2 separate regions of the Homo sapiens genome follow, and region 2 is linked to region 1. Evidence: read pairs that join two places in POLR2A ChIA-PET (ENCODE). Cell type or tissue: Panc1. All regions are shown on one strand. Each heading gives the region's core, and the rest is flanking DNA. Links, peaks and the distances in the headings are about the cores only. Region 1 overlaps VTI1A (vesicle transport through interaction with t-SNAREs 1A). Region 2 holds the start of LOC124902503 (a long non-coding RNA gene).

What was found. ChIA-PET counts read pairs that join two places held together with the same protein. Peaks named below come from ENCODE experiments on the same cell type or tissue, not always from the same donor. Only the 100,000 strongest peaks of a DNase experiment are listed, where the experiment ranks them.
Region 2: POLR2A ChIA-PET joins it to region 1 with 13 read pairs; 4 of 35 experiments call an interaction of 5 or more read pairs at or near these places.

Annotation. Positions count from the first base shown.
Region 1 is chr10:112,779,250-112,794,928 of GRCh38, forward strand. The region is part of intron 7 of VTI1A (vesicle transport through interaction with t-SNAREs 1A); the gene reads left to right. Among named protein-coding and RNA genes, the nearest start is that of LINC02935, 100 kb to the right of the region's middle. In Panc1, for the core only: no CTCF peak of the experiment used is centred there; no DNase peak of the experiment used is centred there; H3K27ac peaks cover 3,806 bases.
Region 2 is chr10:112,589,347-112,605,025 of GRCh38, forward strand. All of the region lies in intron 5 of VTI1A (vesicle transport through interaction with t-SNAREs 1A), which reads left to right. It overlaps LOC124902503 (a long non-coding RNA gene), which reads left to right and starts at 8,615. Exons shown (of 2, transcript XR_007062292.1): 1 at 8,615-15,679. In Panc1, for the core only: no CTCF peak of the experiment used is centred there; no DNase peak of the experiment used is centred there.

The DNA of each region.
Region 1 (15,679 bases), core at 4,464-12,463:
ACATGGGGATAAGCAGCTGAAAATAATAGCTTCATGTATTTACTAGACGCTAAGAAGTCAAAGGAAGTGGTGTGTGAGCTTGTAAAACAGTGGCTGCCAGCTTTATCTTTTTAAGAGGAGACTAGATTTTGACACAGAGATAAGCAAGCTGGAGTAAACAGTGATTTCTTAAACTGTTACCCATAAAATAAGTTTGTTGTGAACATATCTACATAAGAGAGATTGTCCTCTCTTTTTCAGCTATGGGTCAGGTTATTCTAAGCTTTTATATACTCATGCCAAAGGTGTAGGCGCTGGGCTTATGTTCAGCTATTTCAGATCATCTGGACTTGAATTTAGAGAATGTCTTTGCTCTGTTAGCACATGCTCATCCCACTATTCAAAAAAATGACCATCTCGGTACAAAGTTTCTTTGGCAGTCAAATCTGTTTCAGCATCTCCAATCAACATATGTTTTTCCTCATTTTGTATTTTCTTGTTTCTGGCATTTTATGGATTAGAATAATCGGAAAATAGGCATCTGAAGGATTACTCCCATAAACAGGTGAGATTGGCGAGAGAAGAAATTATTTTTCAACGTTATTATTAAATAGAAGCTCTCATGCTCTTTATAGCCACATTCCTCCATTTACAATGTGCTGTTGAGGCTGAGAACTTCCTTGTTCTTTAGGTTTCTCACAGATTATTTTTCTGTTACAAGCTATTTGTTACTTACTCAGTTCTGAGTTACTGAGATTGTTTAATTCTAAACTTAGTTGTATGGCAGATTACAGCTCACACCTGTAATCCCAGCACTTTGGGAGGATCACTTGAGGCCAGGCATTCGAGACCAGTCTGGGCAACATAGCAGGACCTTGTCTCTTAAAAAAAAAAAAAAAAAAAGCAAAAATTAGCCCAATATGGTGGCATGTGCCTGTAATCCCTGCTAGGAGGATCGTTTGAGCCCAGGAGTTCAAGGTTGCAGTAAGCTATGATCACACTGCTGCACTCCAGCCTGGGAGACAGAGCAAGACCCTGTCTCTAAAAATAAATAAATAAATAAATAAATAAATAAATAAATAAATAAATAAATAAAATAATAACCTACCTATATGCCTAGAATTTTAATAATTGAAAATGTGGTAGCACCATGATCTTGGTGGAAAAGGCATTGAGCAATTTCACTTGGAGTTTGCTCAAATCAGGCACATTATTTCAGAATCAAACTTTTAAGCCTTTGAAAACAAAATGTAAAAATAAGCCCATTTTTCTCCTTTGCTTCTTGCAGAAGGCGTTTCCAGTGGAGGTTTTCTAAAATTATTATAATAATTAACCATGTGCTGTCTCATGTCCCGGGAACTAGAGTCAGAGCTCAATATGCATAATCTGATTTAACCCGTGTGTTAACCTTATCGAGTATGCATTGTTGTTCCCATTTTATAGATTAGGAAACTAAATATCAGTAAAATTAGTATGTGGCTTTCTCAAAGCCACATGGCTGATAGAACCAAAATCCTTACTATGGTCCACAGGCTGGCACGATTCCGCCTCTGTTTCCTCTTCAGCTCGCCTCCCTCCCATCATTCTCCTCCTGGCTTTTTCCTCCCCGGGCACCCCAGTGTTCCTCTACAGATAAAGGGCCTTTGCACATGCTGTGCCACCTGCCTGGAATCCCTTTCTCATTCCCACTCACCCCTCCCACTTCAGTTTTTAACCTAGCGCATTCTTCAGAATATATATATATATTTTTTGACGAAGTCTCGCTCTGTTGCCCAGGCTGATCTCGGCTCACTGCAACCTCCGCCTCCCAGGTTTAAGCAATTCTCCTGCCTCAGCCTCCCAAGTAGCTGGGACTACAGGTGCACACCGCCATGGCCGGGTAATTTTTTGTAGTTTAGTAGAGGCGGGGTTTCACCATGTTACCCAGGCTGGTCACAAACTCCTGAGCTCAGGCAGTCTACCCGCCTCGGCCTCCCAGAGTGCTGGGATTACAGGCATGAGCCACCGCGCCCGGCCCAGATCTTAATTCAACATCATTACCACCTTTGGGACACCCTCTCTGGGCCTCTAGAAAAGCTCAGTCCTACAGCAGCTACAGAGATGCAGCTGTCAACCTTTCAGGCATGCAGTCTGCCCCAGGTGTTGGTACCCTCAGAGACCCATGTCAGCATCAGAGCTAGGCCACACTCTTCCCAGGCGGCCCCCAGTCATTGACTAGGCACAGTGTGTGGTCCTGAAGCTAGGCAGTTTCTGCCTGAGGTGGGATTCCTCTACGGGGCTGTCTTGGCTCCAGAGCTCATCACTGGGTTGGTTAAGACTTTGTCAGTCCTGGCCAGGAGCGGTGGCTCACACCTGTGATCCCAGCACTTTGGGAGGCTGAGGCGGGTGGATCACTTGAGGTCAGGAGTTTGAGACCAGCCTGGCCAACATGGTGAAACCCCGCCTCTACTAAAAAAACAAAAATTAGTGGGGTGTGATGGTGCACACTCATAGGTGCACACTCATAGTCCCAGCTACTCGGGAGGCTGAGGCAGGAGAATCGCTTGAACCCAGGAGGCGGAGCTTGCAGTGAGCCAAGACTGCACCACTGCACTCCAGCCTGGGCGACAGAGTGAGACTCTGTCTAAAAAGTAAATAAATGAGACTTTGTCAGCTCTGCACTGTGGTCCGAGGCTCTTCCTGCCCAATTCTGCCTCCTCCTCCATTTATCTGCTACAGGTATTACCCCCAGGAAACCTCTTGCACACCTAACTCCTTCCAGCATCTCCTTTCCTAGAAGACCCTTCGACTGACACAAGTCCCCTCTTCTAGATGCTCATAGTATCATATCTGCTTCCTTTGTAGCGATTACCACAGTTTAAAACTCTATATTATGTACATGTGATTTTGTTAAGGCCTAGAAGCTCTGTGAGGACAGGGACCTAATTTTACTCATCACTGTACCCCCAGAATGGAACCAGATCATTTCCCACAGACCTCATCAGAGCGCTTGCTGGACTCTGTGTGTCCAGGGCCATTTCACTGGCTGTCGCCAGTTGCATGCTGGGGCTTTCAAAGCAGCACTGAGAGTGGAACACTAAAACCTCACGCCGACTTGGAGGCCACACTGGAAAAGGATGTTGCAATGACGCTTGGATCAGGCCAGGCCCTGCGTGAAGGCCCTTTGGCGTCTTTTTCGGCGTGGAAGCGCATGCTCTTTCTCCTTGAGGAGAAGATAGGACCTTAGCGTTTCCAAGGCCTTCTGAGTGAAAACATCTGTATCCGATCTTTCCCGTCGCGGCATATTAGTGAAGTCTGGCTAAAGAGCAGCTTGTAGTTGACAAGACTCTCATCAGAAGGTGTCACTGCCATCAGCTGGAATTATAGTGGGGCTGTTCGAGCTGGTGCCCTAGCCAGATGCCAGTCTGGGTAATTACATTTGGTCTACCTAAACTCCCTGCAGACTTCTCATCGGACACAGCATTCTTCATCTCTGCCCTGAACTGCTAGGGAGTGTTTGCTAAGAGCCTTTCAGCTGCTGCCATAGTTCATTCCAAAAATGGATACATTCCTGAAGGACCACTTGTCAGGGGGTGTTACTGGGGGGGATTCCAGCTTGGAAGAGGGCTGGCCTGGCTAGGTGGCCCTGAAGGTCCCTTCCCCTTCTAATTTCGATTTTGTGATTCAGTGATTATAACTCAAACTGTAGTGTTCGTGGAACTGGTAAGAGCCTCATAAATGAAAATACCATCAGATCGAAAGTGCAGAACTTGGTAGGAAAGATGTTCAAATAACACACACACACACCAAAAAAAGTAGACACGAATCTGGATATCCCTGGGACCCAGAAACAGTCACAGTTACATTTCCTCTCTCAAGTTGATTCTGAAGCCATAATTAAGTGAAGACAAAAACATATATACATTGAATGAAAGGTGTGTAATCTTTGGGATAATTCTGATGTAATTAACACAGCAGAGCTGCATTATGGCCAATGTACAATGAGTGGAATTTTCCAACATTGATTAAGCGGACTTGAAGAGAACTGAGTCTTTGTCTGAAAGCTACCAAATGAAAACAACTTTGGGATATTTAAATTCAGGTTGGAAATTGGTTTGGGTAAGGGATATTTAAACCACAGCTGTTCAAGGGCTAAAAACATATGAGTTGTATGTGCATGCCCGCGTGCACGTGCACACACACACACACACACACACACTGCCTCCTCTGAAAACAAGTTAGCTAAAGGTGTACATTCCTTCTAGGTTCTCATGATCAACAGATGTAAATGTTCACGGTGTTCAGATGAATTATGGACCCTAATGAGATTTCAATACTGAGCAAACAATAAAAATTTATGCATTGCATAGTTGCCGTGGCCTTTGGCTTCATGGCTAGTGTTCTACCTTTTCAACAGCTTCAGTAATATAATATCCAGCTGGCTTTGGAGGTAAGGAAAATTCGAAGGGAGAATTGAAATTATGAGACATAATTTGATGGATTACTTTGTCAGAGTAATGCATGGCCTTGGCATAATTACCGTGGCCACCTTAACCCTGGAGGCAGGTGGTGACAAAGGCCTGCAGGGCCTGGGTGCTGAGCCGATTCCAGCATGTGCTGCTGGCTCTCCCGGTCCCCAGAGTCCGGGGAGTCTAGGCACTCCTGAACAAATGCCGAACAAGCACATTCCTGTCCTACTCCAACAAGCAAGAAGGACAGCCGAAGGGCCGCCTTCTCCCGAGAACTGTCATCTGTGTCAGAGTGAAAGGAAAGAAATAAAAGGCAGACCAACCTTGAAGCAAAATGGGGTGAGGACAAGGAAAAGGATGAATAATATCTTTTAAAGCAGAACATTTAAACACAAATGATGGGCACAGGCACACTAATCTTTTTTTCTCTTCTCGTGTTTTTTTATCAGTTCAGACCTTGAACTTAACGCATGTCTGCCTTGTACTTTATAACGTTCAAATCTTAACGTGATTAATAGCAGATTCCCCGTGTGTACGTGTCAGAGACCACATCTGTAGCAAATCTGCCGGTATATTCCTTACACTAGTTTTACTTTGGAGCCATAAAGTAATTCCTGTTTTGTGAATGAGAATAAACCTATTATGCACTAATATAGCTACACCCAGCATCTGCTTTTCGAGGGGAAAAGAAATTGCCTATATGATAGGGCAGCTCAAATTTCAGTGTTCTGAAGTGCTGTTCAGTGTGGCCTTCAGCAGTGAGAAACCACTCCTGCCTATTTCTTGCTTTTATTATGATAACATAAATATATTTGCAGCATGTTGACAAACTCATTTGGAGTAAACAGAGTAGTCCTAATTGTAAGTTCTAATGTTTTAACGCTAAATTGGGCGATAAGTCAGTGTTTCAATGTGGCACAGTCAACCACACGTTTTCCAGAAATAGCCTTTGACACTTTTTAAAGCAAGTCAGTGGTGTACTTAGCCTGTTCACAAAAGGCTTCATTCTTGTCTACAAACGGCAAACCTCCCCTTCATCCCAGAGTGCCCAATTCAAGTGAGGTTGGAGAAAAATAGATACTTCCCCTGTTTTAAGGCATTTCTCCAACTGTTATGCTAGTCAAAACGAAAAAAATTTGGAGTATATGGGGAAAGCATGCCTAAGAAAGGTTATCTTGATTTTCATTTAACACACCCTCCCACTGACTTTTTAAAAGGTCCATCGTACGTATTTCTGCATAGCTGAAAACACAGATTCCACCCTGGAGAGATCTCAGGGTTGTTCATGTTACACTCTGAAGCCATGTGTTTTCACATCATGGCAAAACTCAAGATGTAGGCAGATCCCTTGGCCCCCGTTGGCTGTGGATTTTAGTCTTTTCATTGTTCTCTACTGTAAACTTATACAGAAAAAGACCTCCATGCCCCTGAATATAAGCACAGCCAGTAATGTTTTCCCACACATGCCAGTGGTGTAGCTGAGCAGGACCCCAGAATGGTGGGAAAGGGAAGGAAGTGGGGGCAGAGGTCCATGAAGCCTGTAGATGGGAGCAAGGGGCTCACTGGGCTCCCCAGGAGCCTTCCTGAAGGCAGCCATTCCTTCAGAATCCTTGTCAGAGGAATGACCAGAGGCAATGCAGAGAAGCCCCTCCCCAACAAAGGCAGCTCTGGAGCTTGTAAGACTCTGCTACAAAGCCATAGAGGGGCTTTATTTTTATACTTGTCTGTACACACCTTTTTTTGGATATATGATTTGCAAATATTTTTCCCCACTCTATGGCTTGTCTTTTTATTTTCTTAATGGGGAATTTTGAAAAGCAAAAGCTGTTAATTTTGATAAAAATTTATCAATTTTTAATTTTATGGATCATGCTTGTAGTGGTTTACCTAAAAATCTTTGCCTGTCCCAAGGTTAGAAAATTTTACTTCTATGTTTTCTTCTAGAAGTTTTATAGTTTAGCCTTTACATTTAGGTATGTGTTCCATTTAAATTTTTGTGTATAGTGTAAGGTTATGGTCTATGTTCATTTTGTTAAATATGGGTACCCAATTTCTCTATTAAATTGCCTTGGATCCTTTGTCAAAAATTGACTGTAAATATAAATGTTTATTTCTGGAATGTCTGTTGTCTGTTTTGTTCCATTGAACTGTGTCTTCCTTACACCCAGACTACACCGTCTTGATTACAGTAGCTTCATAGTAAGTTTGAAGTCAGGTGGTATAAGTCTTCCAACTTTGTTCTTCTTTTTCAAACTCATTTTTATACATTCTAGTTCTAGTTGTTTCATTTACATATACATTTAAGAATTCCCATTTCATTTTCACCGCCCCCCCAAAAAAAAATGCTTGCTGACATTTTAATAAGGATTGCATTGAGTTGTCATCTTAACAATGTTGAATCATCCAATTCATGAATGGAATTGTTCCTCATTTATTTAGATCTTTACTTTTTAAAGCTATGTTTATAGATTTCACGGTACAGGTCTCATTTTGTTAAAGTTGTTTCTAAGTTTTGCATTCTTTTTTGATGCTATTGTGAATTACATTGTTTTCTTAATTTCATTTGCAGACTATTTGTGGCTATAGCAATACACTTGATTTTTGTATATTCTCATCTTGTGACCTTGCTAAATTTGTGTATTAGTCCTAGTAGTATTTTGTCGATCTCTTAGGATTTTATACATACAGAATCACGTCAGTTGTGAATGACAACAATTTTCCTTCTTCCTTTCCAATCTGGGTGCCTTTTACTTGTAATTTTTAAATGCCAGATTGCACTGGCTAGAAGCTCCAATACAATTTTGGACAGAAGTGGTAAGAGCAGACATTTTTGCCCTATCCCCAATCAGAAAGAAAGCCTTCAGTCTTTCACCCTTAAGTATGATATTCGCTGTAAATTTTTCATAGATGCTCTTTATTGAGTTGAAAAAGTCTCCTTTTATTCCAAGTTTGTCGAGAGTTTCTATCATGAGTAGGTGTTACATTTTGCCAAGTGTTTTTTCTCTAATGAAATGATTATGTGATTTTTGTTCTTGATTCTATCAATGTCATGTGTCACATTAATTGATTTTCAGATGTTAAATCAACCTTGCATTTCTGGGATAAGTCCCACTTGGTCATGATATCTAAACTTTATTAATATGTTATAGGATTCAGTTTGATAAGAATTTTGGTGTCTGTGTTTATGAAGAATATTTCTTGTAATATTTTTGTTTAACTTTTTTATCCGGGTGATACGGCCCTCATAGAACAAGTTGGCATAGTCTCTCCATTATTTTCTAAGAGGATTTGTGTAGGAACAGTATTATTTCTTTCATAAATTGTGATGTAATTCATTATTTAAGCCATCTGGTCCTGGGCTTTTCTTTGTGGGAAGATTTTAAATTACTAATCCAACTTACTTGCTTGTTATAGGTCTATTCAGGTATTCTATGTTTTCTTGAGTCAGTTTTGGTAATGTGTATATTTCTATGCATTTGTCCATTCTACCTAAATTATCTGACTTGTTTGCATAACACTGTTCAGAATATTCCCTTGTAATCCTTTAATTTTTGTTAAGTAGTGATGTTCTTCTTTCATTCCTGATATTGGTCATTTGTATCTTCTTCCCTTTTTTCTTGGTCATTCTAGCTAAAAGTTTATCAGTTTTGTTGATCTTTTTGAGCCAACTTCTGGTTTCATTGATTTTTCTCTATTATTTTCTACTTTCTATTGTATTAATTTCTGCTCTAACCCTTACTCCTTTTTATTGCTTGTGTTGGGCTTAATTTGCTCTTTCTTAATGTGGTAGCTTAGATCATTGACTTGAGACCTTTCCTTTTTCCCTAACTAGGCAGATAAATTTCTCTCTAAGCTCTGCTTAAATTGCATCCTTCAAATAGTGATAATTATGGTTTGGTTTCCATTCATTAAATTTTTGTTGTGATTTTTTTCTTTGATTCATGCATTCTTTAGAAATGTGTTACTCAATTATCTAATACTTAGGACTTACCAAATTAGTTTCTTTTTTCTTTTTTCTTTTCTTTTTTTTTTTTTTTTTTTTTGAGACAGAGTCTCGCACTGATGCCCAGGCTGGAGTGCAGTGGCACAATCTTGTCTCATTGCAACCTCCACCTCCTGTGTTCAAGCGATTCTCTTGCCTCAGCCTCCCAAGTAGCTGGGATTACAGTCACATGACACCACACCCAGCTAATTTTTGTATTTTTAGTAGAGACGGGGTTTCACCATATTGGCCAGGCTGGCCTTGAACTCCTGACCTCAAGTGATCCACCTGCCTCGGCCTCCCAAAGTGCTGGATTACAGGCATGAGCCACCGCGCCTGGCCACCAAATTACTTTCTATTATTGATTTATAATTTAGTCTTGTGATTAGAGAACATATTTTTTATTATTTCAATATTTTTAATAATAAATTATTATTTAATAATAAATTATTGAGACTTGTTTTATGGCCTATGTATGGTCTATGTATGTTCTATAAATGTTGATTTCTATATCTAGTCTACTTAGTCTTCTATAGCCTTACTGATTTCCTGTCTAGTTATTCTATCAGTTATTGAGAATAGGGTGGTGAAATCTCTGAGTATAATTGTTGAACTTTCTCTTCTCCTTTTGTTTATCAGTTTTTGCTTCACGTTTTTCAAGACTTAGTTATTAGGTGTGTGTATGTTTATCATCATTGTATCTCCTCAATACATTGATTGTCTTATATTTGTGAAACATCCTTTTTTGTTCCTAAGACTATTTGTCTTAAAAGCCATGTGTCTGATATTAATATAGACACTCTAGCTCCTTATAGTTACTGTTTGCATATATTTTTTCACCTTTTAACTTTCACCCTCTATGTGCTTTTTAACCTGAAATGTGTCTCTTACAGACAGGATAAAGTTGGGTCTTTTATATCCAGTCTAACAATCTCTGCTGTTTGACTGGAGTGTTTAGTCCTTTAACATGTACATGTTAACATTTAGTCCATTAACATTTAACATGTGATTTTTTTTAGTCCTGTTGAATTTATGTCTGCCATTTTGCTATTTGTTTTCTATATTCCTTATGTCTTTTTGTTCCTGTTTCTGCTTTTCTGCCTCCTTTTTAAAAATAGATATTTTTGTATGCCATTTTAATTCACATATTGATTTTTTTTATTACATTTTTAAATGTTCTCAGTCTTTGCTCTAGGAATTGTATCTTGTAACTTTTCATGAACTACTTCAGGTTGATACTGACTTAATTCTAATAAAATATAGCAGTGTTATTCCAATATAACCAATTTCCTCCCTCTTCCTTTGTTACGTATAGATATGACTATGATTATCATATCTACACATGATATAAACCCAACAATACAAAATTATAGTGAGTGCTGTGCAATCTAATGGTTTTTAAAGAAATTAAGGGAAGAAAAATATATATATTTATACAGTCTTTTATATTTGCCTACATATTTACCATTTCCAGTGTTCTTATTTCCTTCCGTGGATTTGAATTACCATCTGGCATAATTTCTTTCAGCCTGAAGGACTTTATTTAGTATTTCTTGTACAGCAAGTCTACTAAAAAAAATTCTCTTATTCTTTGTTTATCTAGAAAAGTCTTTATGTCACCTTCACTTTTAGTGGATAGTATTGCTAGATATAGAATTCTTGGTTGATAAGTCCCCCACCTCACCCTTTTTGACACTTAGAATATGTCATTCCACTGTCTTCTCTTCCATTGTTTCTGATGAGAAGTCAGCCATTAATCATATTTGTTATTTGCCTGTGCATGATGAGTCATTTTTGTCTTGCTATTTTCAAGAGTTTAGCTGTCAGCCATCATTTCTACCAACATATTTATCTGCTACTCTCTCTCCTCTTCTTCTTGGATTCCCATTACACATATGTTGGTATGCTTGATATTGTCACACAGGTCTCTGAAGCCCTCCCTGTTCATTTTTCATCAGTCTTTTTTCCTTTTTCTTCTTCAGATTGGATAATTTCTTTAGACAGATTTTCGAGTTCATAATTCCTCTTCATTTCATTTACTGTATATTCAACTGTAGAATTTCCGTTTGGCTCTTTTTTATAATTTCTCTTTCTCTGTTGAGATTTCTTCTTTGTTGAGGCATTGTCATCATAATTTCTTCTAATTCTTTAAGCATAATTTTCTTCAATTCTTTGAACATATTTCTAATAGCTGCTTGGGAGTCTGCTAAATCTAACATCAGATCCACTCAGAGTCAGTTTCTATTGACTGCTTTTTTCCCCTGAATATATAGATCACACCTTTTTTTCTTTCCTTTTTTTTTTTTTGGTGGTTGTTATCATGTCATTTTTTTGTTGAAAATAGGACATTTTAGATAATATATTGTAGCAACACAAGAGTCTAGTATTTTTAAGTAGCTTTTCTGAATGTAGTCTCTAGAATCTGTCTCCGCTGCAGTCTACTCAGTTGTTGCTTTTTTCTTTTCCTCAAGTCTTATCTTTATTTTATGAGGCTGGTTTCCTAGGGGTTGCCCCTTTGTGTGCATAGCTTAGTGGTCAGCCAATGACTGGGCAGAGATTGTATTCAAAAACCTCCAACCCATAAGGCTTACATCCTCTGCAGTGATCTGTGTGTGGGTTGCAGAGCACATTCAAAGTTCAGCCAGTTCCCAAGCTTGCCTTGGCTTTGGCTTCTCACTGGTGTCTCTCAGGTCTTCCCAGCACATATATATACTTTCCCACTCCATAAGAGATGCATAGAGAGCTTATCTAGCACTTCTGTGGCTCTTTCATTTCCAGGATCTCCCCATCACATTTTTGGTTGGCCTGTTACCCGCCCCAACTAGGACTGTAACTTTAGGCTAGCAGAGGTGTGGGTTTTCACCATTCATTACCTACCGAGTTTGCTACTTTTATTGACAATGCTGCTAGGCCTGGGTTTTGCCCTCTGCTCCAAATCAAGTCAGCCTCTTCTGGCAGCCCCACCCTGGTAAAACCATCATTCTAGCCAACTAAGCTAAGGGGTGAGGTGGGGTTGTTCTTACCCAAAATTCTGCCAGTTTTCTATGAATAAGCACTTCTCAACTTGTTTTTTGCCTTTGGTCGTCATCCAGATCACTAAAAGACGTTTTTTTTTTTTTTGGTGCATTCTCCAGTTTTATACTTGTTTTGTGAATTTGCCGACCTCTTCGCTCATAGCTGGAAGTCCCCTGGTAGGAGGATTTTTGCTGGTCTGTAGAATGTGTTTGTAGAAAGTGTTTAGGATACCCTTGCAATGAAAGACCTCATCTTTGCGGATTTGGGCCTCTACTTCCCAGAATCCCAAAGACCCCTCCTCAAAGGGCATTTGGTGCTTGAGGTTCTCCAATATGGCAATGACCAGCTCTGCATGCTCTTGTTTCATTCCTTCCACCATCAGGGTGTAACTGCCAGGATCCCGTCTGCATGTGCTCACATGAGCTTTGAATCCAGGCAGCTCTTGGCCCATTAGCTGACCCAAAGGCAACAGGTGGGACCTGTTTTTGGCGGAACTGTTGAAGAAAAATGCCCTAGTCATCAGGTTGTTTCACTTTCATTTATCTCTGTCATCTGGGAATACAATATAGATAGTATCAGGCGCAACAAAAGGTACATTCTGATATTATTTTCAGTTTTTTGTCTAGACAGAGAAGACTAACCACTTGGATATCAGAAATGCCTACCACAAAAAATAAGAAAGACACGCTCAGCAAAAGGCCAGAGGGGGGTAGCACTGCTTGTTCACTTTCTCTCTATATATTCTTTTTTTAAAAAAGAAGAAAGTTTAAACCCCACCACCCACTCATCAGGTGATTGGAGACTATAGTTGTAAATATGTGCTGCAGGCAGAAGTTCTGAAAAATCCCAGAAAGTGTTGAAAACATCTCTAAACAAGGTATTTTTCTTCTGCACCTTTCTTGCTAAAGGTCCCAATTGCTGCCAAGAAAACCAGTGAGAATGTTAGCTGCCAAATAAAAAATTTATGACAGTGTTTGGCAAAGGACTATCTCGTTGCTTGTTTTATACATTTCCACAAGGTGCTTGAAGGCAGCCTCCTTTTTTCTTCCCCCCACAGCACCCCCTCACTTTGGGTACGTATAACTTACACTGATCACTGTTCTGAGTCTGTTCTCTAATAAAAAAGCAAACTCCTGTAAAGTAAGATTAAACAATATAACTTTTTTTTTTTTGCTTCAGTAGCCTCCTAAAATGTGAGGGAAACACTTTCAAATATGTTGTGTTGCATAGCAGGGGAAAAGAGATGCTGGGATTGCGTAGTTAGAATAGACACATTTATAGGAAAGGAATAAGAACCTTTCAATTAAAAACTGTGGACTCGGCCAGGCACGATGGCTCACGCCTGTAATCCCAGCACTTTGGAAGGCTGAGGCAGGCGTATCACAATGTCAGGAGTTTGAGACCAGTCTGGCCAACATAGTGAAATCCCGTCTCTACTAAACGTAGAAAAAATTAGCTGGATGTGGTGGTGTGCACCTATAATCCCAGCTACTCAGGAGGCTGAGGCAGGAGAATCATGTGAACCCGGGAGGCAGAGGTTGCAGTGAGCCGAGATTGTACCACTATACTCCAGCCTGGGCGACAGTGCAAGAGAATCCATCTCAAAACAAACAAACAAAACCTGTAGACTCTTAGTGTTAGAAGGAGTCTTAGAAGTCCCCCAGTCCTTACGTGTCCCAACGTCTCATGCTTTGCAGATCAGGAAATGGGGGCCCAGAAGCAGAAAGTGCTCTGCCTGAGGTCACACAGCCCAGCAGCCCACCTGGGACCCGAGCCTGGCTCTCACCTTAGTACCACACTCTTCCCCAAATGAGCTCTCCAGCCCAATGCTGCTATTGTTTGTTGACATAATCACCCCTACACACACACCTAGGGCACGTTTTATGAGCATTGGAATTTTGAGTGATTCTCCTTTATGAAAATTAAAACATTTCCTTCCCCAGAACTCTTCAAAAATCTGACTCATAAAAACCGAGTCAAGATACGGCAATGATACTACTGAAGTGGTATTGCCAGCCCGTATCAATGAAGCCTCCTGGCTGTGTCAGTGAATGTTTACATGAGCCTTTTAAAAGAGGGGAAAGGTGGGGACTGTATTTAGAAAAAAAGTTTTTTTGAACTGAGTTTGGATGTTGATGGTGATAATTACGTAGGCTGCTCAACACCCTGAAATATTTTGCCTGCCTGTCTGAGAAAGCAAAGTTACGTCTCAGTCTTTTCAAAATGCTGATCAGATTATGCTTTCAGTTGTTAATTGGTGCTGTTTAGCACATATTTCATCATCAGTCTCACTGACTCAAAAGCCTGTGATGCACTCTTGTTCCTTGCCTCGCCTGGCTCTGTTACAGGCATCTGCAGTAATTGTCGCACACTCGGTGAAGTGGAAGCACAGGGCTGGGGCTGAGGCTGCCTTTTGCCGTGGCTGTGTTAAGGAAGCCAGTGTTATTTGATATAAAGTGCTGCGGACAGACCAGGAGTAAGCGGATTATTTCAGACAGCGTTAGGAGGTAACCGGAGGAAGATTAGCTCGACATGAGGCAGATATCATAAGCAAATTAGAAAACCTCCCCAATTAGTACAAGAAACCCAGATTTGTGCTGTTTGTGATCCTTTGCTGAAAGGCAAAGTGTCGATGTTATGGGCTCTGGCCTTGATTCAAGTTGAAATGTTGGCATTTCCTATCAGTGCATGTTAGCATCTGAGGCTGTATACTGGCCTAATAAATGAAGTAAATTCCCGTTCTCCTGCACTGCTAAGTATTCCCCATTCCAAGGTTCTATACATTGGGTAATGTTTTACTTGGCCCTGGAATAATCTCTAGGGCATATTATAATGTTTCTATACTGGGAATATTCAACATGACTCCAATGTACCACACTTAATCTCTCTTTTGTTTGTTTGTCTTGTGGAACATGTATCATGCTGAAGTCATAAAAATGAAGTGTGCAAAATGCCAGATGCTACAAACGCAATTAGATACTTAAAAATAGCTTCCTTGGTGGCACTGCTTGAACTCTGAACTGGGCCTTGTTTTTACAAACAGGGTGGCGCTTTTCTGCTATGCTCCTGATTGTGTGCTCCGATAGGAGGCACGGCTCTGCTTCTAAGGCCATCAGGCAAACCATCAGATTGTTCTAGAATCAGACTAGGTGCTGATGTTTTACGACATCATTGCAGTTGCAGGCATGAGGTTTTTCTCTCCAGGTGCACTGTGTACCCTCCTGCTTCTTGACCTCTGATGGTTTGCAGTCAAGCTGTGTCGGCAAAAGCCCTCAACCGACTGAGTCTGACCTGCATAAAGAAGATGAAGTGCCCACACCCCTCACCCCTCACTTTTTAAGTTCTAAATGTATTCCACATAAACTTTTATTTCACCAGAACTCAAACAACCACAAAGCTCAGAATTTATTTTACAGTTTTATTCAAGGAAAAAGGTGATGTTTTTGTACTGTGGGGAAGAGGGGGCTGGATCATATTTTCTGATTATAGAAACAGTACATATTTATTACCCCAAAATTTGCAAAATTCAAATCAAAATGCAAAATGCAAAAAAAAATTGTAAAATTCAAAAAATCAGAGATTTTTAAAAAATCATGATCCTGGCCAGGCGCATTGGCTCATGCCTGTAATCCCAGCACTGTGGGAGGCTAGGTGGGAAGATCACTTGAGGCCAGGAGTTCGAGACCGGCCTGGACAGTAGAGTAAGACCCCATTGCTACAAAAAATAAATTAGCCAGGTGTGGTCATGCATGCCTGTGGTCCCAGCTACTCAGGAGGCTGAGGTGGGAGGACTGCTTGAGCCCAGGAGGTTGAGGTTGCAATGAGCTATAATCACGCTGTTGCACTCCAGCCTGGGCAACAGAGTGAGACTCTGCCTCTAAAAAATAATAATAAAATAAAATAATAAATAAAAAATTAAAATTATGATCCCAACGCCTAGACACAATCATTATTTACATTTCAATGTATATCTTTCCGATTTCTGTTTTACATTTATATATGTAGTTTTTGCAAAATTCAGATCATACTATACGTACTATTTGTAACCCTTGCTTTTTACATAATATATTATCAGCAAGAAAATTAGTGGTCCTAATGATGACTAGGATAGGGTCAGATTCTGTTAAACTTTCTGAATCATCAAAAACAAATTTATTCAATATAGTCTTAATAATAATTCTGCTTTTGTATAAGTTTTTCTTTGAAAATTATCAGTACCCAAAGAGCATTCGTGACAACCCTCAACTCACCGATA
Region 2 (15,679 bases), core at 2,810-10,809, 190 kb before region 1:
ACCCGTTTCACTTGGCTCTCATTCTCTCTCTTGCCACTGCTATGTGAGACGTGCCTTTCACCTTCCACCATGATCGTGGAACTGTAAGTTCCACCCAGCCACATGGAACTGTAAGTCCAGTAAAGCTCTTTCTTTTGTAAATTGCCCAGTCTTGGGTATGTCTTTATCAGCCACGTGAAAACGAACTAATACAGGGGAAAAAAGGAGGGGATATGAATTCTAAAGAATAACATCTGACATAGCTAAAAAATAATAGTAATGATAATAGCTAATTGTTGAGCATGCACTGTGTGTGACACGGTTGCAAGTGCTCTACATGTATTAAGTCTTCTCTGCAACCCTCTGGGGTAGGTATTTTTATTGTCCCCATTTATAGTGAAGAGACCACAGAGAGCTTAGTTGTTTGCTGAAGTAATGCTACTAGAAAATGGTAGAACAGGGATTTAAACCAGCAGTCTGACATCAGAATCTGAGTTCTTGATGAGGAAATTATTACTGCATGCACAAGAATTAAGTCAGAAGAGAGAATATTTTATGTTAAGAAAGCCTGAATTTATTTCATGGGAATTGCAATGTGCATTTCCTTAAAGTTGATGATTTATAGTTTTCTTCCTTTTTATAGATTTAATTTGTATAGGGTTTGAAGGGCCAAACCTTAATGTTAGGGTGCTATTTAAGTGCAGATTTCTCGTTTTCATGACACAATATTTTTGTACTCAGAAGATGAACTCAGTAACTGAACATGGTTTACTCTTCTACCCAGATGTTTTTACCCTGATCTCTATTAGGGATATTTTGAGTCCTAGCTAGGACCTAGAGGTGGAAGTTGGTAGCTACTCAAAAGTTTAGTTGATATTAAGAAAATTTTATTACTCAGAGATGATAATGAAAATGTATACTTAGTGAATCAGAGAATGTTATAAAGAAGAAAGTGGAGTATTGGTTGTATGGATGAATGTATAGATAGATAGATAGACAGACAGACAGACAGATGGGCAGATAGAATATCCTCTCTATATATGTTTGTGTATGTGGGAAAGAGATGTATAAATTTATTTATTGCAGGCTGGGCACAGTGACTTACACTTGCAATCCCAGCAATTTGGGAGGCTGAGGTGGGAGGATCCCTTGAGCCCAGGAGTTCAAGATTAGCCTAGCCAACATGGTGAGACCCCTTCTTAAAATTTTCCAGACATGGTGGCATGCATGCCTATAATCCCAGCTACTCAGGAGGCTGAGGTGGGAGGATTGTTTGAGCCTAGGAGGTCGAGGCTACAGTGAGCTGTGGTCACGCCACTGCACTCCAGCATGGGTGACAGAGCGAGACCCTGTCTAAACAATAATAATATTAATAAAAATAAAATAAATTTATTTATTTCATTAGCCCAGAGATTGGAAACGAGAACAGAAGGTATATGCCCAAGATAATAATTAATGTATAGTGAGATAACCACAACTCAAGAAAGAAATATGGCCAGGCATGGTGGCTCACATCTGTAATCCCAGCACTTTGGAAGGCCAAGGCGGGCAGATTACTTGAGGCCAGGAGTTTGAGACCAGCCTGGCAAACATGGCAAAATCCTGTCTGTACAAAACATACAAAAATTAGCTGGGCATGATGGCACATGCCTATAACCCCAGCTACTCCGGAGGCTTAGGCAAGAGAATCGCTTGAACGCAGGAGGCAGAGGTTGCAGTGAGCCGAGATTGCATCACTGCACTCCAGCCTGGTCAACAGAGCGAGACTCTGTCTCAAAAAAAAGAGAAAGAAAGAAATAGCTTCAGCTACGATATTTCCATTCTGGGCAGCATTGGCAGGAGCTGAGCAAGCAAAGCTCAGGAATTCAGCCTCTCTGTTGGGTACTCAGGTTTATGTTAGAAGAGATACTGTTGACCGGGCGTGGTGGCTCACGCCTGTAATCCCAGCACTTTGAGAGGCCGAGGCAGGCGGATCATGAGGTCAGGAGATCAAGACCATCTTGGCTAACACGGTGAAACCCTGTCTCTACTAACAATACAAAAAATTAGCCGGGTGTGGTGGCAGGTGCCTGTAGTCCCAGCTACTCGGAAGGCTGAAGCAGGAGAATGGCATTAACCCAGGAGGCGGAGCTTGCAGTGAGCAGAGATCGCACCACTGCACTCCAGCCTGGGTGACAGAGTGAGACTCCGTCTCACACACACACACACACACAAAACGAAGAAGAGATACTTTACTTAAACAATTGTGTACTGTTTAATTGTTTTATACTGAAATTTAACTTCTCAAGGTCTTTACCCTTTCCTTATGGCAAGGTAAAATCTGGACATCTCAGGCTGGTGTTCAAGGCCCTTAAGCTCCTTCGCTATATTCCCAACTGTATTATACTGATCATCCTGCAGATTACCTGACTTGGTGGGCAGAAGGGTCCCCTTCCAAATATGTCCATGCCTTAATCCCTGTAATCTGTGAATACTTTACATTACATGCCAAAAGGAAGTTTGCAGATGTAATTAAAGTAACAGACCTGAAGTTAGGAGATTTCCTCAATTAACCAGTGGGCCTAATCCAATCATGTTAGCCCTTTAAAGCAGAAAACTTTCTGTGTTGGAGGCAGAAGAGATTCAGCAGAAAGGGTAGATGCAGAGATTTGAACGTGAGAAGGACCAAATATGTCGTCTCTGGTCTAAAAGTAAAGGGACAATGTGACGTGGAAGGTAGACAGTGTAAGGGGCCAAGAGAGTTCGCTGGCTGACAAGCAGCAGGGAAACCAAGACCCCAGTCCTACAATCACAAGGAACAAGTTCAGCCAGTAACCAGAAGGAGTTTGGAAATGGATACATCCCCACAACCACTGGAAATGAACACAGCCTGGGCAACACCTTGATCTTGGCCTTGTGAGACCCAGAGCAGAGGAAGCAGCAGTGCCCACCAGACTTCTCACCTAAAGAACTGTGAGATCATAAATATGTACTGTTTTAAGCCACCGAGCTTTTGGTCATCTGTTACAGCAACAACAAGAAATGAAGACATGGATCCAAAATGCCCTTCCCCCACCATTGCTAACAGTCATCATCTGTTCATCCTCCAAGGCTTACCTCAAAGGACCTCTCCTCCATAAAGGCTTCTGGGAAAGCCCCAATCAGAAAAATCACTCCTGCATCTGTTGATGCCATTGAGTTTCTGCCTCCGCAATGGTGCATCTTCATTAGACTCCATATCAGTTTACCTATTTGCATTCATCTCTCCCTGACCAAATCACAGCACTTGATCTATCCGTGCTTTGATTTACATCCACATATTATTTGACATAGTACTTTGCACACAGTAGGTGCCCAATTCTATAAATGTTGCATTTGGAATATATGTCATCCTCAGAGAACCTAAAAAAATGGTTAGACAAGGTGCCCATATACATTTACACAATCAGCAAATTATGAGGATATATGGCAAATAAAACTGGATGTTACTCTTAGTTGAATGGATCTTTCAGTCCACAGGAAGAAAGGAAGGTGTTAACCGAGTGAATCCTGTGGATAAACCTACAATTAGACTTGTGTTACGTTCCATGAAGGAAAGTGATATGGTGCTGTGAAGACTATAATCAGGAGCGTTTATTGAATGCAGGACTGTGTGGTGTCTGAAGAAGGAAAGGAACAATTGAGATTATTCAGTTTAAAGGAGAGAATGCAGAGTAATACTTTCAAATAGATACTAAAACTAGATGCAGTCATCTTATACCAAAAGCGAGGATGATCTCCTCTCCCATCTTCCTAAAGAAAGCAGTGAGAAGTGAAATTAAACTGCATTCTGAAAAGTTTAGGTTAGACCAGTAGTTTTCAACCCTCGCTCAACATTAGAATGAGCTTAGGAACTTTTAAAAATGACTGGTGCAGGGGCCCCATGCCAGGCCGATTGAGTCAGAATCTCCAATGGTCGGGTGTAGGCATCAATATTTTTTAAAGCTTCCCAGCTATTTCTGAAGACTGTGAACAACTGCTTTGTGTTTTTGGTGTATTTTCTGAGTTCGTGGTGAAAAGATAGGATTATGAAGTGAAGGCAGTGAAATCCCCTTCCTCAGGGAGGGCTCTGCAAATAGCACAGAAAAAACCTCTTCAGAGCATGTGGGTGTCAGTAGTTCTGACGAAAAGCCAGCTCGAGGTGATTGCCTCTTTTTTCCCATCTCATAACATTCATTGGAATTTTTCTGATTATAAAAATAAGGGGTTCTTTTTCATATGGAAAGTTTAGGGAAAATAGAAAAGCACACAGAAAAAAATCAAAAATTACTCATAATCCCATCAACCACCAACCAGTCTAAACATTTTTTGGTAAATACCAGGCGTCATAGGCTAGCAGGCTGTGTATGTGTGAACTCGTTTATTCAGGATATGTGGTCTCCATCTTTTTTTTATTTTTTTTATTTTTTTTGAGACGGAGTCTTGCTCTGTCACTCAGGCTGGAGTGCAGCGCCACAATCTCGGCTCACTGCAAGCTTCGCCTCCCGGGCTCACGCCATTCTCCTGCCTCAGTCTCCTGAGTAGCTAGGACTACAGGTGCCCGCCACCACGCCCGGCTAATTTTTTTTTTATTATTATTATTTTGAGACGGAGTCTCGCTCTGTCACCCAGGCTGGAGTGCAGTGGCGCTATCTCAGCTCACTGCAAGCTCTGTCTCCCGGGTTCCCGCCATTCTCCTTCCTCAGCCTCCCGAGCAGCTGGGACTACAGGAGCCTGCCACCATGCCCGGCTAATTTTTTTTGTATTTTTAGTAGAGTCGGGGTTTCACTGTGTTAGCCAGGATGGTCTCGATTGCCTGACCTTGTGATCCGCCTCGGCCTCCCAAAGTGCTGGGATTACAGGCGTGAGCCACTGCGCCCGGCCGGTCTCCATCTTTTAAACTTGGTCACTTCACACCGTGCACTTGTTATCATCCTCTAAACATTTGAGCTCATAACCCCGGAAGTTTTAATATGGATCCTTTTTTAAAAGCCTGCTTTAGGAGAAGGAAATAAAGGGTATTCAATTAGGAAAAGAGGAAGTCAAATTGTCACTGTTCACAGACGACATGATTGTATATCTAGAAAACCCCATTGTCTCAGCCCAAAATCTCCTTAAGCTGATAAGCAACTTCAGCAAAGTCTCAGGATACAAAATCAATGTACAAAAATCACAAGCATTCTTATACACCAATAACAGACAAACAGAGCCAAATCATGAGTGAACTCCCATTCACAATTGCTTCAAAGAGAATAAAATACCTAGGAATCCAACTTACAAGGGACGTGAAGGACCTCTTCAAGGAGAACTACAAACCACTGCTCAATGAAATAAAAGAGGATACAAAGAAATGGAAGAACATTCCATGCTCATGGGTAGGAAGAATCAACATCGTGAAAATGGCCATACTGCCCAAGGTAATTTATAGATTCAATGCCATCCCCATCAAGCTACCAATGACTTTCTTCACAGAATTGGAAAAAACTACTTTAAAGTTCATATGGAACCAAAAAAGAACCCGCATCGCCAAGTCAATCCTAAGCCAAAAGAACAAAGCTGGAGGCATCACCCTACCTGACTTCAAACTATACTACAAGGCTACAGTAACCAAACCAGCATGGTACTGGTACCAAAACAGAGATATAGATCAATGGAACAGAACAGAGCCCTCAGAAATAACGCCACATATCTACAACTATCTGATCTTTGACAAACCTGAGAAAAACAAGCAATGGGGAAAGGATTCCCTATTTAATAAATGGTGCTGGGAAAACTGGCTAGCCATATGTAGAAAGCTGAAACTGGGTCCCTTCCTTACACCTTATACAAAAATCAATTCAAGATGGATTAAAGACTTAAACATTAGACCTAAAACCATAAAAACCCTAGAAGAAAACCTAGGCATTACCATTCAGGACATAGGCATGGGCAAGGACTTCATGTCTAAAACACCAAAAGCAATGGCAACAAAAGCCAAAATTGACAAATGGGATCTAATTAAATTAAAGAGCTTCTGCACAGCAAAAGAAACTACCATCAGAGTGAACAGGCAACCTACAAAATGGGAGAAAATTTTCGCAACCTACTCATCTGACAAAGGGCTAATATCCAGAATCTACAATGCACTCAAACAAATTTACAAGAAAAAAAACAAACAACCCCATCAAAAAGTGGGCAAAGGACATGAACGACACTTCTCAAAAGAAGATATTTATGCAGCCAAAAGACACATGAAAAAATGCTCATTATCACTGGCCATCAGAGAAATGCAAATCAAAACCACAATGAGATACCATCTCACACCAGTTAGAATGGCAATCATTAAAAAGTCAGGAAACAACAGGTGCTGGAGAGGATGTGGAGAAATAGGAACACTTTTACACTGTTAGTAGGACTGTAAACTAGTTCAACCATTGTGGAAGTCAGTGTGGCGATTCCTCAGGGATCTAGAACTAGAAATACCATTTGACCCAGCCATCCCATTACTGGGTATATACCCAAAGGACTATAAATCATGCTGCTATAAAGACACATGCACCCGTATGTTTATTGTGGCACTATTCACAATAGGAAAGACTTGGAACCAACCCAAATGTCCAACAATGACAGACTGGATTAAGAAAATGTGGCAGATATACACCATGGAATACTATGCAGCCATAAAAAATGATGGGTTCATGTCCTTTGTAGGGACATGGATGAAATTGGAAATCATCATTCTCAGTAAACTATCGCAAGGACAAAAAACCAAACACTGCATTTTCTCACTCATAGGTGGGAATTGAACAATGAGAACACATGGACACAGGAAGGGGAACATCACACTCTGGGGACTGTTGTGGGGTGGAGTGAGGGGGGAGGGATAGCATTAGGAGATATACCTAATGCTAAATGATGGGTTACTGGGTGCCGCACACCAGCATGGCACATGTATACATATGTAACTAACCTGCATATTGTGCACATGTACCCTAAAACTTAAAATATAATAATAAAAAAGCCTGCTTTTAGAATTTAATATAGTATGAAGACTTTTTTATTTTACCAAATATTCTGCTTTGAAAAACATTAACGGCTGTCTACTGCTTTATCCCATGAGTATACCATAAACTTATTTGATCAGGCCCCTATTATTGGACATTTTGGGGTTTTTAAAACTATTTAACTAATATTGCAGTAGGGATAGTTATTCATAGTTCTTTACATCAAATTCTGGCTATTTCTTAGTGATAAATTTTTAAAAACAAAATTGCTGGGCTGAAAAACATAATATTTTCAAGATTTTTAATGTATTATACCAAATTTTCCTCCAAAACACTACCATAGTTTAATTTTCCTTTCCCTAAACCTTCTCTCACATTGAGCAGAAGGTATGCTTGTACTTTTTATTACATTTCTTTGTCACGAGTAAGGCTGATAATTTCTCTTACATTGCTTAACTGTAATTCTTTTGCTTATTTTTTCATTAAAAGTTAATTTTTTGCTGATGTGTTTATGTTTCTCTTCCTTATTTACATAAGAACTCTTCTAAACCCTTTTGTGTCAAGTTTGTGGTATACTTTTTTCAAATTTGTTGGTAAGCTTTTTCTTCTGTTCTTGAAGTATTGACATGTGAATTTGATACAGTCAAATCTTTCTTTTTAAATTAGTTTTTCGTTTGAATGTATGCTCAGGAAAGCCTTCCATACCATAAGATCAGAAGAAGCTTATTTTTTCTTCTAATGCCAGATGGTTCTGTGTTTTACTTATTAGGTTGGTATCTGCTTCTCATTCTTTGAAGCAAACTTGAACTGGAGGTTTGAGAATCAAACAGATCTGGGGAGAGAGTCCTGACATTTCCACTTACGCTAACCTTTGGGAATTTTTGGAACCTCTTTGGGCTGTGGTTTGTTTTTTGTTTGTTTGTTTTTTTGAGACAGAATTTCACTCTTTTTGCCCAGGCTGGAGTGCAATGATGCGGTCTCGGCTCATCGCCACCTCCGCCTCCTGGGTTCAAGCGATTCTCTTGCCTCAGCCTCCTGAGTAACTGGGATTACAGGCGTGCGTCACCACCCCCTGGCTAATTTTGTATTTTTAGTAGAGACAGGGTTTCTCCATGTTGGTCAGGCTGGTCTCGAACTCCCGACCGCAGGTGATCTGCCTGCCTCAGCCTCCCAAAGAGCTGGGATTACTGGCGTGAGCCACCACACCTGGCCTGGGCTGTGTTTTCTTTGTCCATTCAAAGTAAATTTCAACCAAGCCAGGTACAGTGGTACATGCCTATAGTCCTAGCTATGGCCGAGCCCAAGAGTTTGAGGCTGCAGTGAGCTATGATTGCACCTGTGAATAGCCATTGCACTCCAGCCTGGGCAACATAGTGAGACCTTGTCTCTTTTTTTTTTTTTTTTTTTTTTGAGACGGAGTCTCGCTCTGTCGCCCAGGCTGGAGTGCAGTGGCGCGACCTCGGCTCACTGCAAGCTCCGCCTCCCGGGTTCACGCCATTCTCCTGCCTCAGCCTCCCGAGTAGCCGGGACCACAGGCGCCCGCCACCACGCCCGGCTAATTTTTTGTATTTTTAGTAGAGGCGGGGTTTCACCGCGTTAGCCAGGATGGTCTCGATCTCCTGACCTCATGATCCGCCCGCCTCTGCCTCCCAAAGTGCTGGGATTACAGGCATGAGCCACCGCGCCCGGCCAAGAGACCTTGTCTCTTAAGAAACAAAACAGAATGAAACAACCTATGAGGGATACCTGGTGTCATAGAAAGTACTGAGCATGAGGCCTGGTGCATAGTAAATGCTCAAAAAAAATAAAAGCAGTTTTATCTAGCTTCGTTCTTCAGAGTAACATGAGACTAGCACTTGAAGATCCAAGACCATTCTGAGTCAGTTTTCTTGCAGTAAACTCTTGGGCACCTTGATTTTTGGCTGTCTTCAGCTTAACCCCTTTCACTTGTAAGTCTCTAATTATCTAAAGCGTATGGTTGTGTTTTCACTTATGCAGGTAGTTTATGTACCATTTATTGAAAGACCTCTTCCTTTCCTTCTGAACCATTGTTTTCCTTCTGTTCAGTCTCCAAATGTACCTTTCTCTCCTCTTTAGCCTTTGACTGACATTTCTGTGAAGCATTTTGTGATGTGCATTTAGAACACTACGTAAAAATAAACTGCATTGTGTTATTTAAATATTTAGAGGCCTTTGTAGCCTTGCAGGCTATTTTTAAAATGACCTTTAAAACCATTTGCAAAGAAGACAAAAGTAATGGGGGGAAAGCATAACCTTTTAATGTTTCCTTCATTAGTGGCGTTCCCTACCTTGGATGCATTGCCTTGCTTTGATAGTTCATAATGTAGGATACATCAAAGACCCAAATAATGGAGAACAATGGGGACCAATTTTTTTAAAGCTGATTTTGCATTATTGCTGCTGCCATTAGGTGTCAGATGGAAAAGATCCCTTTCTTTTAAATAAGCTGGACTCATGATTGATTTTCTACGTGTGGTAGACCCCCTTGGTAATGCTGGTGTGTAAAGAAAGACCTGCTATGCATTCATATGTGAATTGGGCTTATCCGGTTTCCTACGACTTTGCTTTTGTACAGCAAGTTTATTTTTGAGAGGAGAGAGTCAATCTGCGTTATATCTGACTCAATAATAACAAGAAACCAAGTTGCAGTAAGAGTCTGCTCTATTCCTTCCTTCATTCAGTCAATCCTCCGTTCACCATTTCTCCAAAACATACCAGTCCGTCTTTGACTGTATTTTGAGGGTCTGGACCCAGAACAGGAAGAGTCAACCTTCCAGAAACTTCTCTGATAAAGAAAAATGAGAGACAGAGGTCCAGGGCCACTGTGGAAAGCCAATGTTTGAAACCCTCAAAAGGCCCGAAACAAGAAGCAGCTTGCAGAGTAGGATTGGGGGATCTGCAAGGCCAGAGTGAGGTAGGAAGCAACCCACAAGGAGGGCCATGATTGCATTAAGAGCATAGTAGGCAAGAAAACACAGGCAGCCAGGATGTGGTGTTGGGTAGATATGGTGCAGGCCAATTGGACAGACCTGCTTTTATTGATTTTAAAATGGAACCAGGGCTTAAGGAAGATACTGCCCTCTTGGATCTTCGAGCATAGCTAGGGCGTATGCATGTGAGAAGTTAAATATTAGGACAAAACAGTCCATGGTGGATGCCAAACGACTGGACCGCCAATAAGCGCTGAAGGAGAAGGCCTTCATGGAAAGCCTTCAATGCCAGAGACTTTCTTTCCTTGCTTGATTTGCTTTGCTTTTTTTCTTTCTTTTTTTTAAACAGAGTCTCACCTGTCTTCCAGGCAGGAGTGCAGTGGCATGATCATGGCTCACTGCAACCTCAAACTCCTAGGTTCAAGTGATCCTCCTGCCTCAAATTTCTGAGTAGCCAGGACTACAGGCACATACCATTCCGTCCAGCTAATTTTTAAATTTTTTGTCAAGACAGGGTCTCAGTATGTTGCCCAGGTTGGTTTCAAACCCCTGGGCTCAAGGATGATCTTGCCTCGGCTTCCCAAAGTGCTGGGACTACAGGCGTGAGCCACAGTGCCCAGCCCACTGGAGACTTTCTATGCTCAAAACGAATAATAACGTTCCAACTCCGGGCAACTCAGTAAATTTTTTTTAATAAATTATGCTATGTGTTCATTAGGTTATAGATAGATACTTATTATTCTCATTTTACAGAATTGGAAACTAAGGTTTGGAGAAATTCAGAACCATATCTGCAGGCTCACAGCTGGTGTGTGATGAAGCAAGTTTTAAATCCAGGGCTATCTGACCCTAGTTATTTACCACCACATCACAAAACAATCTGAAAAACGGAATGTTTGAAAACCATGTGTGGTACATAGAATAATGCACCCCTCCCTCAAAGATGTGTGACCACAACCTAATTCCTCTCCCATCTTCCAGAGTGCCCCTACTATAGTCATTTTTATCCTTATTAGCAGCCAATGTGATGCTTTGAAAACATAACTCAGATCAAGGATCTTCTGATCAAAACTGTCCAATGACTTCCCATCATATTTAGCATAAAATCTCGTCTTTAACGTGGTCCACAAGGCCTTTCATTATCTGACCACTTATCCTCCAACCGTAATTTCTACCACTCTTCTTTACTTGCTCCTCTAAAATACCCAGCACACCCTTGCCCCAGGGTCTGTGTACTTGCTGTTTTCTTCTCCCAGATACGCACATGGCTCACTGGCTTCGTTCATGTGTGGCCTCTGCAGAAAGCGCTTTCCTGACCACCAGTCTAAAATAGCATCTTTCATTTTCACCTTACCCTTCACTTATCACTAACTGACCTTATAGTCTATATTTATGGGTTTATTGTCTTTTCTTCCCACGAGAATGAAAAGTCCGTGATGTCTGGTCTGTTTTGTCTCTGCTGTGTCTCTAGCTCCTAAAACAGTGACTGACAAAAGGTGAATGTTCAAAAAATCACGAATGAATGAATTTTTACAAATGTTTAATGTTTGATGTGAATTACATTAAGACAGTTAGTTGCAGACATTCATTTAAAGCATGGATATGCATTTGCAATATTCCATCTGCTATGGGCACTTCCTAGTGCTAAGGCTTTAAAATATGCAAATATGAAGAAAGTGCAATCCCTTGCTTGCCCTCAAGGCATTTACAATCTAGTAAAGAAGACAAATTTCAATCGGTGTTGGACTGACAGGTGTAAGTTGTAGTAGACTCTGACATCTGTAATCATGTTGCAAGGATAGTTTTATGGGGATTCAGAGAAGGGAGCACTGTATCCAGTTGCTAGCATTAGGGAAACCTTCATTGTGGGGAGTGGGAGAGGTCATCTTTGGCCGCATTTTGGACAATGTGTAGCATTTTGATATGTGGGACTTAAGGGAAAAGCATTCTGGGTGAAAGGAACTGCTTAAACAAAGGTACAGAGGCAGAAAAGTCCAAGATGCTTTTCTAAAGAAAGATATTGACCACAGAGAAACCAGAGTCAATATTACCCCAATGACAGTAAATATTGAAGTTCAATAAAAACTGGTTGGCATATCTGCTATGCCTAAACAATTTTGCTAATATTAAGAAGGTTCTCGGCTAAAATTCTGACTCATCAATTATTTACTTTTTTTTTTTTTAATTTAAATGACTATTTCTATGGGGAATCTTTTGTAAATGTGTCTGGTCTAATTAATTTGGTGCCAACCAGGCACCAATGCCTTGTCGACTCTCTTTATTTACTGTGGTATGCAGTCACTTTTCTTAGTTGTTCCGTGCCTCATCCTAGGAAGTAGGTTTGTCCTGTTTGCTTTCATAAGCATGACTGGCCAGTAAAACCCTTGACCTTTAAATTAATGGGTAATACGAATTCATCTCATTCCATCATGAAACAAAGATTCTCTGTATCAGATATTACTATTTATTAGTAAGACAAGGGGATGGGGGATGCCATGTGCTCTGAGGTATCACTATTAGTTAATGAGAATGGTCCACATTTTATCCTTCTTAGGAGTAATTTTTCTGAAGGGCATTGGGAAATTAAATAAACACATCTGAAATTGGATTTAGATTTTGATAGAGCAGAATGATTACAACTAGGGTCCCTTAGTAGCCTGGGGTTATTCAAATACAGATAAAGACAATACATTTCCATAAATTCTGAAGAAAACATGTGGCTGGAGTATGAGCCATATTTTTCTGAGTGCTGGGGTTGATGGCCATTAAAAATGAGAAGAACTGAAACATGCAGGCATTAGTTCCTCACATGACAGTTGCTCTAAATCACCATTTATAGAATGCACTTTTTAATGTGAGCATTTCTAAAGTTAACATGAGCAATAGAAATGTCAAAAGTGAAAATTAAATCATTAATTCTAACATATTCCTTTCCTAATTAAGAATAATTACAGCAGGGGCTAGATTTTATTCACCCTTTGACCTCAACCTTGCTTGCTCAGTGCCTGGGACTTACTGTTTATTGAGCGAATGAAAAAATTTTTTTTATCAAATCTTTTGCTTAGGCAGGTCCACAAATGGCAGGGGGCATACCCGGGATATTGCTGAAAATGAGCAATTGATATGCAAGAGTTAGACAAAATTCAGCTGAAGCAGTCCAGGGCTTAAATAATACTAGCTCAGAAAATTAAGATAGAGACTTATCAAAGCTTTCTTTCAGACTGATCCTTAAATGTTTTGAAATGTTTATCTAAACCTCTTAAACTCTAAAATAGTTTTGATGCCTTTTGATAGCAAATTCTGAAATGCCTCAATTAATGTGAAGCCACAATTGATTATGTTTTTAATATACAAATATTGGTGCTAATGGATTTATAAGACATTGTGATGGACTTAGAATTGTAAGTCTTTACTATCAGGCAGCCTTTAGGAAGCAGCTACTAACATGTTTATAAAGGATGCATACACTGGGAAATTGTGGTCAAAATGTCAAACAGTAAAACAGCAGAGTTCAAGCTGGTTCACATCAATATTTATTTTAATTTTGTAAACACTTATTTGGGTGATTTTTTTTATGAAAGCCTAAGCTTTAGAGAAACACCTTTATAGATCAATTTTTTAAAAGCATTTGGTCACATAGAACTACTTGAAACTATTGTCCAAATAGCCTGCTAAAGCAGATGTGCTGCTTAATTTTTTTTAAACCCAGTGCATGATTGAAACATTTTCTGTGTCACCTAGTTATCTGTGGTCAGAAGTGTTTGTTGTTAATAATACTTTATTTTGAATTCATAAATGATTTGTGGAGATTCATGGAGTGGGTTCTTTTCAGGCTTCTAGTAATTCATTGTATCGTTTGCCTAAATTGTATTACCATGCTGGCTGTATAACTGAGCCATATCGGGGGAACTGACTTGTTGAAGCTGGTTTGGGCCATGTGGCATTGAAATTGCAAGCATGAGTATAACAAGCTAAACCCAAATGAAGTTGGACATTGCTAACTGGGAGCTTGTTGACAATGTGTTGAGATAAGAGCCTGTTCCCTTCAAGAAAGACTTGTCCCATAGAAGTCTTTTGATCCTGAGGGTGTGGGGCTGCCCTTGACCATTGATATATAGCAGAGGTAGGAAGGGTTTTGTTTAGTTTTTCAATAACATTCATTGCCTTTTTTTTCCTGAGTAGAAAAGTCATTATTTAATTTAATTTTGTTTTATGTTTTGTTTGTTTGGTTTTTAACCATTTCAGTAGTAATAGTAATAGTGATTTCCTTAGTTGTCATGATTTTTCCCAGTAGGTTTTTTTCCCTCATAGGAACTAAATACTGTTTTACTTCAAACTGAGTGCTTCACACTTTGGATCTCAAAATATATCCTAGGAATTTCCAAAATTTCTTCCCCTTGTATGGTATGCTCACAGATTTCTTAGATAGTCAAAAGGGGCATTACATCCCAAGACCAGCTCAATGAATGACAAGAAAGAATAGCTTTCCATCATCCACCTTAGCAACCCACTCCCTCCCAATGCCTTCCCCATCCCCCACCCCACCCAAGCGTACAAGGCCTGGCTGTGTGCCTGGTTACCTGTAAAGGAGAAGAGCAGTTACTCTTGGTAGATGACAACACCCAGTAACAATAACAAAACCTTCATGAGCTCATCCCCCTTAGAAAGCAATTTAGTTAAGCCCACCTGGCTCACTGTTTCCCCCTGAGCATTTTCCTGTGTCCAGTGTGCTGTCTTTTAGGATGTGAGGCTGTCAGTGCCAGATTCACATGCTTAAGAAATAAACTCATTTTTTTTCTTTTGGTTTGAGGGTTAACACAGGGTGGGGATACGAGTGACCCAGTAGACAGTGGAGACCGAGCCCTATGATCTGTTTTGTTAATTTTGCATAGTGGGTGCTCTGGAGCCACACTGCCTGGTTTTACATTTCAGCTGCCTCCATCAACTAGCTGTGTTAGTTTGGGTATGTTATCCAACCTCTTTATGCTCCATTTTCCTGACTTACAAAATGGGGCTTGTAACAACTTCATGGGTTATTAGGAAGATACATGTAAACAGTTAAAGTTCATACGTGTAAAGAGTTACAACACCTAACACAAAGTCAGTGCACAATCAATTATGATTATGTCCTTGTTTCTCTATCCTATTCTTCTCTTTCTTCCCCCTCTCTAACTCGCTCTCCACCTTTCTCTCCATTTTTGCTTTCTCTTGTTTCTATAAAGAATCTAAGATACACTAGGATTAAAATAAGTATATGAGAAAATCAGTGTTCTTTGGGGCTTTCATATAACTTGAAACTCTTATACACTCATAAACTGCTAATGATTTTGCTTCCACACAACCAGATGTATCTCTGGTTCTACACATCACCTCTTTCTCATGGAACTGTTTGGGCATATTCCTGTATACGAGTCTATTACTAGAAAACAAAGGAATAAATGAGGAGAAAATACTATGTGTAAGTTAAAAGCCAGAAGAGATATAAAACATTACATTTCTGATTCTTCATGTTTATTTTATGATCTGGTGACCTTGTCTAATTAAAGGCACATTTCTTGGTGTACAGCGGTGATCACTGAGTACAGTTTTACTCACTTAGGTAAATGAAGTATTACTCTCATTTAGAATAGGGTAATCAAATGTGTCATAGTGAACATTGTGTTTAAATATATAATTCTGTACATCTATCTCTGGATATTCTACCTCTCTTATATAGGCCTCTTTTGAAAATTTGTGCAGGAAAAATTAAAAAGTCAACATAGAATTCCT